Regions from separate parts of the Homo sapiens genome. Here region 1 is linked to region 2. The links are chromatin loops, found by intact Hi-C in ENCODE. Cell type or tissue: B cell. All regions are shown on one strand. Links, peaks and the distances in the headings refer to the core of each region. The heading gives the core; the rest is flanking DNA. Region 1 overlaps FAM117B (family with sequence similarity 117 member B). Region 2 has its middle 30 kb from the start of FAM117B.

Region 1 (5,386 bases), core at 318-5,317, 83 kb after region 2:
TTAATGTTAATGAACCAGTAATATATATTAAATAAGATGTCTTTAACAGAAACATATATTAAACAAGATCATGTATTGATTGGTTGATGAAAGTGTTGTGATTAGAGGCTTATAGGAATATAACTGTATTCCCTAGGAATAATGGCTCAGTATTTGCTAATTTATTGTTCATTGTGACTTTATAGAACAAATAACTACCATAAATAACGAGAATGGGCTATATATCTGTTACTCGATTATCTAAGAGAAAAGAAGGTAAACCACATGATTATCTCAAAAAAAATTTTTTTTTTTTGAGAGAGTCTTGCTCCATGGCCCAGGCTGGAATGCAGTGGTGTGATCTTGGCTCACTGCAACCTCTGCCTCCTGGGTTCAAGTGATTCTCCTGCCTCAGCCTCCCGAGTAGCTGGGATTACAGGTGCCCGCTACTATGCCTGGCTAATATTTTTGTATTTTTAGTAGAGATGGGGTTTCACCATGTTGGCCAGGCTGGTTTTGAACTCCCGACTTCAAGTGATCCACCTGCCTCTGCCTCCCAAAGTGCTAGGATTACAGGTGTGAGCTACTGTGCCTGGCCAATTATCTCAATTTATACAGAAAAAGTATTTGATAAAATTCACCATCTATTCATGTTAGAAATGCTCAGGAAACTAGGACTAGACGTCAACCTTCTAATTAAAGGACTGCTTTATTATATATAAGTGTATATAATATAAGCCTGCAGTTAACATCATATTTTTTTCTTCATAAGATCAAGAACAACTAAGGATGTCAACTCTCACAATTCCTACTCTGATCCTAAAATTTATATGAAACTGCAAAGACTAAAATAGCCAAAACAATATTGAAAAGGAATAATTAAAATTAAAGAACTTACATTGCGTTTGGACAGAGGTACAGATAAATGGAAAATAATAGAACATTGAGAAATAATTCACACTTCTCGATAAAGGTTCCTAAGGTAATTCAGTGGGAGAAAGAATAGTATTTTCCACAAACAGTTTTGGAGCAACTGGATATCCATATAGGGGAGGGGGATAATCCCTTTCCTTAAACTGTACACAAAAGTGAACTCCAAATGGATGAAAGACCTACATATGAAGGGTAAAATGGAAAGACTTCTAGAAGAAAACATAGGAGCAAATCATCTTGACCTTGGAGTAGGCAAAGGTCTTTTAGGACACAAAAAGCATGAACTATTAACAGAAGTAGTCGATAAATTGTAGTCTATTAAAATTAAAAAATGCTATTCGAAAGGCACCATTAAAAATTGAGAAGACAAGCCAAAAAGAAGACAAGGCAAAACTGTTTGTATGCATATATTTGACAGAGAACTTGCATCCAGAATACATAAATCCAATTCAATAAGAAGACAAACCTATCAGTTAAAAAATGGACAATGGATTTGATCAGACATATCACTGAAGAAAATGTGTAAGTGGCCAAAAAGCACTTTAACTCAACCTCATTTGGTACTGGGGAGATGCTAATTAAAGCCACGGTGAACCATTGCTCATCTACTAGAATGAATGAAATGAAAAAGTATGACAATGCCAGATGTTGATGAGGATAGTGGAACAACTGGAGCTGTAATGCATTGTTGGTGGGAATGTACACTGGGTACAACCAGTTTGGAAAACATTTTGGCAGTTTCTTATAAAGGGAGACTTACACTTGTCCTAAGATCCAGCATTTCCACTGTTTACCCAAGAAAAATGAAAATACTTATCCATAAAAAGATTTCTTCAAGAATTTTCGTATATGACTTATTCCTAATTGTCAAACACTGGAAGCAATCCGCGCCCATCGGTAGGCTATTAGAGGCTGAGCGCGGTGGCTCATGCCTGTGATCCCAGCACTTTGAGAAGCCGAGGCGGATCACTTGAGGTCAGGAGTTTGAGACCATTCTAGCCAACACGGTGAAACCCGCCTCTACTAAAAATACAAAAATTAGCCAGGTTTGGTGGCATATGCCTGTAATCCGAGCTGCTCGTGAAGCTGAGGCAAGAGAATCTCCTGAACCTGGGAGGGGGAGGTTGCAGTGAGCTGAGATTGCCATCACTGAACTCCAGCCTGGACAACAGAATGAGATTCGGTCAAAAAAAAAAAAAGAGGTATTAGATAACCAAATTGTAGTATTTTGTATTAATCTGGGTTCTCCGGAGAAACAGAACCAATAGGATACATATATATTTTATTGATACAATAACATACACACAGATTTATTTTAAGGAATTGTCTCATGCACTAATGGAGTCTGAGAAGTCCCGTTATCTGCAGTAGGCAAGCTGGAGACCCAGGAGAGCCAGTAGTATAGTTCTAGACTAAGTCCAAAGACCTGAGAACCAGAAGGAGTTGACATAATTACCACCACATATATTCATACAATGGAGTACTCCTCAGCAATAAAAAGGAATGAACTGTTACATGCAACAACAAGCATGGATCTCATGGACACTATGCCGAGTGAATGAAGTCAGACACAAAACAGTATTATGTGATTACATTTGTATGACACCTTTTAAAAAAGCAAAACTAACCTTTAATAATAGGAAGTAGGTCAGAGTTTACCTGGGTTCAAGAGTGGAGAGATTGACTTCAAAGGAGCGTGAAAAATTGTTTAGGGCTTATGGCAGTGTTCTAAATCTTGATGGTAGTAGTGATTTAATGGCGTATTTGGCTTTCAAAACTCCAAAGATGGGTGCAGATTTATTTATTTAGAGATAGGATGTTGCCCTGTCACCAAGGCTGGAGTGCAGTGACTCAATCATAGCTCACTCCGACCTTGACCTGCTGGGCTCAAGCAATATTCCTGCTTCAGCCTCTCTTGTAGCTGGGACTACAGGCACATGCCACCACATCTGGCTTATTTTTACATTTTTTATAGAGATGGGGGTCTTACTGTGTTGCCCAGATTTGTCTCAAACTCCTAGCCACAAGTGATCCTCCCTCTTCAGCCTCCCATAGCATTGGGATTACAGGCGTGAGTCACTGTACCCAGCCTGGTACATTGTTTTTTATGTAAATGATACCTCATGTTTAACAAAAGAATAATTACTAATTGGATTTTTAAGTTTCTACAATAGTCCTTATCTTTTTGATACTATGCCTATGGGAAATCATTTTGGTTAAATCAATCATTTTCTTTCTAGGATAAATTATTAATTAGGTACTGCTGGGCCTGTATCAATATTTGGTTATGGTATCTGTTAATGTTTGAAAACTTAGTGGAGAAATTAACTGAAAAAGAAACATGGAAATAACTGGAGAAGATGCAAAATTAGAAATAAATTGTGGAAATTCATTTTTTCCTAAATTTTCCCTTAGATTATAAATAAATTCTCATGTAAGTTTATCATTTTAAAAACATAATTTTAAATATCTTTAATATTCTATGTATTTTCTGTCAGTTTTCCTGTTCTTCAATTTTTGGACATATCTTTGTATTTGAAGCCTTTTTTGGCATTTGATTATTCTTCTGTATGCATACTTAGATGTAGAATCACTGAATCAAGGAGTATGAATTTCAAAAAAATATAGATAATAAATTCACATGGCAAATTCCAAGGGTACAATTGGGAATGCAGTGAAATGTCTTCCTTGTGCCTTTGTTGACAAATTTCCCTTCTTGGAGGCAGCCAGTGTCATCAGAATTTTGCGTTTCCTTCGTGTGTGTGTTGCAAGAAGTTTAGATAGTGGATGAAAGACAAATTTTACAAGAAGGTAATTATATTATACATACTCTTTAAAATAAAATCAACTACAGTTATTTTTACTTGAATTTCATAAAAGAAAAGGAAACTATAATGAAACTGATAGAACCTCTTTGAATTTAAATATTTACCAGAAGAAAAGATCTCTAAGATTAAGAAAAGAAAGGTTTGGAGTAATATTTTTGAAATATTGTTAATATATAAAAGAAATATAAATTACCAGTAAAAGTATGACTATTTTAGAACTCAGTTATTGAAATAGAAATGAAATGTTTTTATCTTTTTTAGACTGGTGAAAATTGATAAAATATACAAGAATGGGTACCCTTGTGATGTTATAGGTTTTTGCAAAATTTTTTCAGTAAAAGGCAATTTGGCAGTACTTCCAATTTTAATCTGTCTGTTATCTTGAATATAGTAATTTGATATCTAGAAACTTTTCACGAACAGATCTTAAAACAAGTCTAAAAGGATACCTATCTGCTGTGAAAGTGTCCATTAATAGAAGATTAAGTTATAGTGAATCTACCAAATAGGATAATGTACAAGTATTAAACATAGTGATGTGTTGTAGATTTTAATTTATTGCCATGGAAATAGGTTCTCGACATACCCTTTTTATTTCTCTCAACAATAAGTAATTGAATGCATAATGGGACCTCATTTATATAAAATCATATGTATGTCCAAGGGTAGACAGATTTCTGTAAATACAAATACTCATTAAAGTGGTTTTCTGCCTGGGCACAGTGGCCCACACCTGTAATCCCAGCACTTTGGGAGCTTGAGGTGGGTGGATCGCTTGAGCTCAGGAGTTGGAGACCAGCCTGGGCAACATGGCAAAACCCCATCTCTACCTAATATACAAAAAATTAGCCAGGCGTAGTGGCGTACGCCTGGAGTCTCAGCTACTTGGGAGGCTGAAGTGGGAGGATCACTTGAACCTGCGAGGCTTGAGGTTGCAGTGAGCCGAGATCATGCCACTGCACTCCAGCCTGGGTGACAGAGCAACACCCTGTCTAAAAAACAAAAGCAGTTAGCTCTGGATGGTGGACTATTAGAATTTTTAACACTCTTAGGTTTCTTTATGCTGAATATTTATCATTTGTATACTTGAAAAAATTTCTCTCCTTTCTGAACAATTAAATATGTCTAATTTATTTGCTTGCTGTTTCTGTGGATAATAGGAGACATAGCCTTTAAGACAATACCTGAGGCCAGGCACAGTGACTCACGCCTGTAATCCCAGCACTTTGAGAGCCTGAGGCCAGTGGACTGCTTGAGCTCAGGAGTTTGAGACCAACTTGGGCAAAATGGTGAAACTCCATCCCTACAAAAAATACAACAGTTAACTGGGTGTAGTGGTGCGTGCCTGTGGTCTCAGCTGCTATGGAGGCTGAGGTGGGAGGATCTCTTGAGCCCAGGATGGTGAGGCTGCTGTGAGCCCTGATCCCACCGCTGCTGTGAGCCCTGATCCTGCCACTGCAGTTCGGCCTGGGTGACAGAGTGAGACCCTGTCTCCAAGAAAAAAAAAGTACCCAATCAAGTTCTAAAAATATTTATATCTAACACTGGTTTATCAAGGTCTGTAGAACCTTTGTAATGGAATACCTAAGGGTCATGGTTTGGGATGCTCCACTAGTGCAGCTGAAATTACCCAGGAACCAGTTGAA
Region 2 (5,386 bases), core at 118-5,117:
GAAAGGCTTTTGCTTAATCATAGGACATTGCTGAAGCCAATGACATTATGATTGAATGATTCATCTTGGTTTAAGACTTATGATCAGACAGGCTCTGAGCTCTATTCTCCAACCTGGGGAGAAAATTTTACAATAGAGTGGGTTCTCAAAAGGAAAGGAGGGTGACTGTGTTCAGTGTCCTGATCTCTGTGATTTCTAGCTTTGGAAGCACAGGGTGCCTATTTACGTCTCATTCATGAGAGAATTGACTGCAGGCGTTTTTCTCCTAAAGTCTGTTATTTCTTTAGAGGCTGGGCCTACCACTCCAGTTATATTCCTCTAGTCCAGCCCTTCCTCTACTTCTGTAGCTTGGGTGATTTATGCACAAAACAGGCAGCGTTTGAATAAAAGGACAACATCTACGTCAAGACACAAAATAATTAGAGGTTAGCTGTGTACATGATTCTACAAGCTAAGCTTTCACTTTGTATAATATACCTGCATGGCCATTGAAACTGTTGTTGGTGAAGTGAAATGCAGCCACTCCCCTGGTTGTTACATGGAGTGGTGACAGATTTAGCCTCACTATACCTGCATAAGTAGGTAGTATACAACAATAGCAGAAGTTGAAATTTTAGTCTTACAATAGAAGGGGTAGCTGGCATTAAGTACCTTGTTTACACCTCTGATAAGTCTTGAGAATGTCTCTAGAACTGAGAATCCTCTGCAGAAATGAGAGTCTAAGCTCTGGGAATATCGTGAGATTCCCAGGAGGGGTTGCTATGTATAGTGAGGGTTGAAAAAAAAGCTCAAGGACAAGATCCATATTTACGGACAGAAAGCCAACAAAGAATACACAGTAGAAATGGGGCCACGGTGGCTCACGCCTGTAATCCCAGCACTTTTCGAGGCCAAGGCGGGTGGATCACCTGAGGTCAGGAGTTATAGACCAGCCTCGCCAACATGGTGAAACCTCGTCTCTAGTAAATATACAAAAATTATCCAGGCGTGGTGGCACGAGCCTGTAATACCAGCTACTCTGGAGACTGAGGCAGGAGAATCACTTGAACCCAGGAGGCAGGGGTTGCAGTAAGCCGAGATCACACCACTGCACTCCAGCCTAGGGGACCGAGCAAGACTGTGTCTCAAATAAACAAAAAAGTATACACAGTAGGGCCGAGCGCAGTGGCACACGCCTCTAATACCAGCACTTTGGGAGGGCGAGGAGGGCGGATCGCGAGGTCAGGAGATCACGACCATCCTGGCTAACATGGTGAAACCCCGTCTCTACTAAAAATACAAAAAAAATTAGCTGGGTGTGGTGGCGGGCGCCTGTAGTCCCAGCTACTCCGGAGGCTGAGGCAGGAGAATGGCGTGAACCCAGGAGGCAGAGCTTGCAGTGAGCCGAGATCGCGCCACTGCACTCCAGCCTGGGCGACAGAGAGTGAGACTCCGTGTCAAAAAAAAAAAAAAAAAAAAAAAAATACACAGTAGAAATGAGAGAAAGGCAAAAGGCAGGAGGAGAACTAGGATAGTGCTGGAAATGCTCCACAAGAGATAAAAGACAAAATTTCAAGGAAGAATGGATGCGCAACAGTGATACAGGTTTCAAAGAGAGGCAGAAGGAACAGGTCAGTGGGCTGTTTGTTAGGCAATCTTTGAGAAACTTGGTTGTTTGAAAAGTAAGTTAGAAAAGCCAGAAAATAAAGGTTATTTTGTTGAGTGGAATTAGAGGATGAAGAAAACTTTCAGGAAGTTTGTTAGTAACATGAAGGTGAAGAGTAATGGTGAAATATATTAGAACAAAGTTAACTTTCAGAATTTGTGTTCAGGTTAAGAGTTTTTGCAATTGAGTCTCTTAATTATATACTAGTATTTCATCCTTTCATTTTCTTTTTTTGCATATTATATAGCACATACTTCATACGCCACTTCTTGCCCTTGGTTTCCCAAATTAACAGAAATGCTCACGCGGATATGTCCATGTTCATAGCAAAGCAATGAGGATGCACTCCAGATTCCTGGCATTTTGCTTTGACCCAGGATCAAATTTGAGGCAATGACGGTGGCACACGCCTGTAGTCCCAGCTACTCAAGAGGCTGAAACAGGAGAATCGCCTGAACCCGGGAGGCAGAGGTTGCAGTGAGCCGAGATCATGCCACTGCACCGCAGCCTGGGCGACAGAGTGAGACTCCATCTCAAAACAAACAAAGAACAATAAATATTTGTTCGATTGAATTCACAATCAACTATTTGCTCGTCACCCTTATTTTATATATATCTTTCTAATCTAGGATATGGTAAAATTATATTAGTATCATGAGGATTGAATATTGCTCTAATATTATTCTAAAATATTAGTGATGAAAGAGACCTTAGAAATCATTTACTATACAGTGGTTTCATTTTGCAGATAGGAAAACTGAGGCACAAAGATGTTAAATGACTTGTCAAAGCGGCAGAGCTAGAGCCAGGAGAATCCAGGTCCTCTTGATTCCTAGTTTGCTACTAAACACCGCTAAGCCGTGAAGAAGGTTGCTTCTGCTTTACGTTATGCTACATTTTTTCTTTCTCTCTCTTTTCGCATGCTTTTTTTGTCCCACTTGAACATGAGATCAACATGCAAATCAGAGAACCTGAAAAATTTGAGAAAAACAGGGACAGTTGTGTTGTGACCCAGTATACAGGGAATGGAGGTATGATAACTTCCTCTTTCTACCAAGTTATCAGGTTTACTCATGTTTCCTGGGCCTTAGTTGAACGTGAGAGCCTTTCCCAGATATAGGCATCTTTTCTCGTCAGTGGATGTATTAGAAAGGCAGGAGACCAGAGCTCTGACCTGGCTCTGTTATCATTCCTGTGGTCTCTAGAAAGTGACTTTCCCTCCCTGGGCCTCAGTTGCCTAATTTGTAAAATATGAGACTTGGATTACATGAGTTCAAAAATGTTTTCGGCTCTAAAATCCTATGATTCTACCTTCTGAATTATGAAGGATTTAATTTTTTTCTACCTTCCAAGTAAAAGCCATACCTAAGCCTCATGGAATTTGATCACCCCTACCTTTTCCTGTGAATGTTAACAGGCCTTCTCTGCTCTGTTTGCTATAATTGGAATGATTTAGTTCTTATTTCAATGGTTTCAATGATTGTTTTCCATTTGTCATTCTACCAAAGAAGTAATTGGCACAATGATTAAAGGTGATCTATGACTCAGATTTTCTGCTGGATCCCTTTCAAGTGTTACTTCGCAAATCTCTAGACCTCCTCCCCTCTATGTCTCACTCATACAGAGTTGGATACCAACTATGGATCTGATTTTTTTTTTTTAATTTTAATTTTATTTTATTTTATTATTATTATACTTTAAGTTTTAGGGTACATGTGCACAATGTGCAGGTTAGTTACATATGTATACATGTGCCATGCTGGTGTGCTGCACCCATTAACTCGTCATTTAGCATTAGGTATATCTCCTAATGCTATCCCTCCCCCCTCCCCGCACCCCACAACAGTCCCCAGAATGTGATGTTCCCCTTCCTGTGTCCATGTGTTCTCATTGTTCAATTCCCACCTATGAGTGAGACTATGCGGTGTTTGGCTTTTTGTTCTTGCGATAGTTTACTGAGAATGATGATTTCCAATTTCATCCATGTCCCTACAAAGGACATGAACTCATCATTTTTTATGGCTGCATTGTATTCCATGGTGTATATGTGCCACATTTTCTTAATCCAGTCTATCATTGTTCAACATTTGGGTTGGTTCCAAGTCTTTGCTATTGTGAATAGTGCCGCAATAAACATACGTGTGCATGTGTCTTTATAGCAGCATGATTTATAGTCCTTTGGGTATATACCCAGTAATGGGATGGCTGGGTCAAATGGTATTTCTAGTTCTAGATCCCCGAGGAATCGCCACACTGACTTCCACAAGGGTTGAACTAGTTTACAGTCCCACCAACAGTGTAAAAGTGTTCCTATTTCTCCACATCCTCTCTAGCACCTGTTGTTTCCTGACTTTTTAATGATGGCCATTCTAACTGGTGTGAGATGGTATCTCATTGTGGTTTTGATTTGCATTTCTCTGATGGCCAGTGATGGTGAGCATTTTTTCATGTGTTTTTTGGCTGCATAAATGTCTTCTTTTGAGAAGTGTCTGTTCATGTCCTTCGCCCACTTTTTGATGGGGTTGTTTGTTTTTTTCTTGTAAATTTGTTTGAGTTCATTGTAGATTCTGGATATTAGCCCTTTGTCAGATGAGTAGGTTGCGAAAATTTTCTCCCATTTTGTAGGTTGCCTGTTCACTCTGATGGTAGGTTCTTTTGCTGTGCAGAAGCTCTTTAGTTTAATTAGATCCCATTTGTCAATTTTGGCTTTTGTTGCCATTGCTTTTGGTGTTTTAGACATGAAGTCCTTGCCCATGCCTATGTCCTGAATGGTAATGCCTAGGTTTTCTTCTAGGGTTTTTATGGTTTTAGGTCTAACGTTTAAGTCTTTAATCCATCTTGAATTAATTTTTGTATAAGGTGTAAGGAAGGGATCCAGTTTCAGCTTTCTACATATGGCTAGCCAGTTTTCCCAGCACCATTTATTAAATAGGGAATCCTTTCCCCATTGCTTGTTTTTCTCAGATCAGATCAAAGATCAGATAGTTGTAGATACGCGGCGTTATTTCTGAGGGCTCTGTTCTGTTCCATTGATCTATATCTCTGTTTTGGTACCAGTACCATGCTGTTTTAGTTACTGTAGCCTTGTAGTATAGTTTGAAGTCAGGTAGCGTGATGCCTCCAGCTTTGTTCTTTTGGCTTAGGATTGACTTGGCGATGCGGGCTCCTTTTTGGTTCCATATGAACTTTAAAGTAGTTTTTTCCAATTCTGTGAAGAAAGTCATTGGTAGCTTGATGGGGATGGCATTGAATCTATAAATTACCTTGGGCAGTATGGCCATTTTCATGATATTGATTCTTCCTACCCAGGAGCATGGAATGTTCTTCCATTTGTTTGTATCCTCTTTTATTTCCTTGAGCAGTGGTTTGTAGTTCTCCTTGAAGAGGTCCTTCATGTCCCTTGTAAGTTGGATTCCTAGGTATTTTATTCTCTTTGAAGCAATTGTGAATGGGAGTTCACTCATGATTTGGCTCTCTGTTTGTCTGTTATTGGTGTGTAAGAATGCTTGTGATTTTTGTACATTTATTTTGTATCCTGAGACTTTGCTGAAGTTGCTTATCAGCTTAAGGAGATTTTGGGCTGAGACAATGGGGTTTTCTAGATATACAATCATGTCATCTGTAAACAGGGACAATTTGACTTCCTCTTTTCCTAACTGAATACCCTTTATTTCTTTCTCCTGCCTAATTGCCCTGGCCAGAACTTCCAACACTATGTTGAATAGGAGTGGTGAGAGAAGG

What was found. A loop is a pair of places that touch in the nucleus more often than their neighbours do. Peaks named below come from ENCODE experiments on the same cell type or tissue, not always from the same donor. Only the 100,000 strongest peaks of a DNase experiment are listed, where the experiment ranks them.
Region 1: it touches region 2 in a loop (2.2-fold over the local background); 1 of 110 quality-filtered maps calls a loop at or near these places.

What each region holds. Positions count from the first base shown.
Region 1 is chr2:202,684,708-202,690,093 of GRCh38, forward strand. The region is part of intron 1 of FAM117B (family with sequence similarity 117 member B); the gene reads left to right. Among named protein-coding and RNA genes, the nearest start is that of FAM117B, 52 kb to the left of the region's middle. In B cell, for the core only: no CTCF peak of the experiment used is centred there; no DNase peak of the experiment used is centred there; H3K27ac peaks cover 1,690 bases.
Region 2 is chr2:202,602,166-202,607,551 of GRCh38, forward strand. No RefSeq gene overlaps it. Among named protein-coding and RNA genes, the nearest start is that of FAM117B, 30 kb to the right of the region's middle. In B cell, for the core only: no CTCF peak of the experiment used is centred there; a DNase peak (open chromatin) is centred at 2,646; H3K27ac peaks cover 583 bases.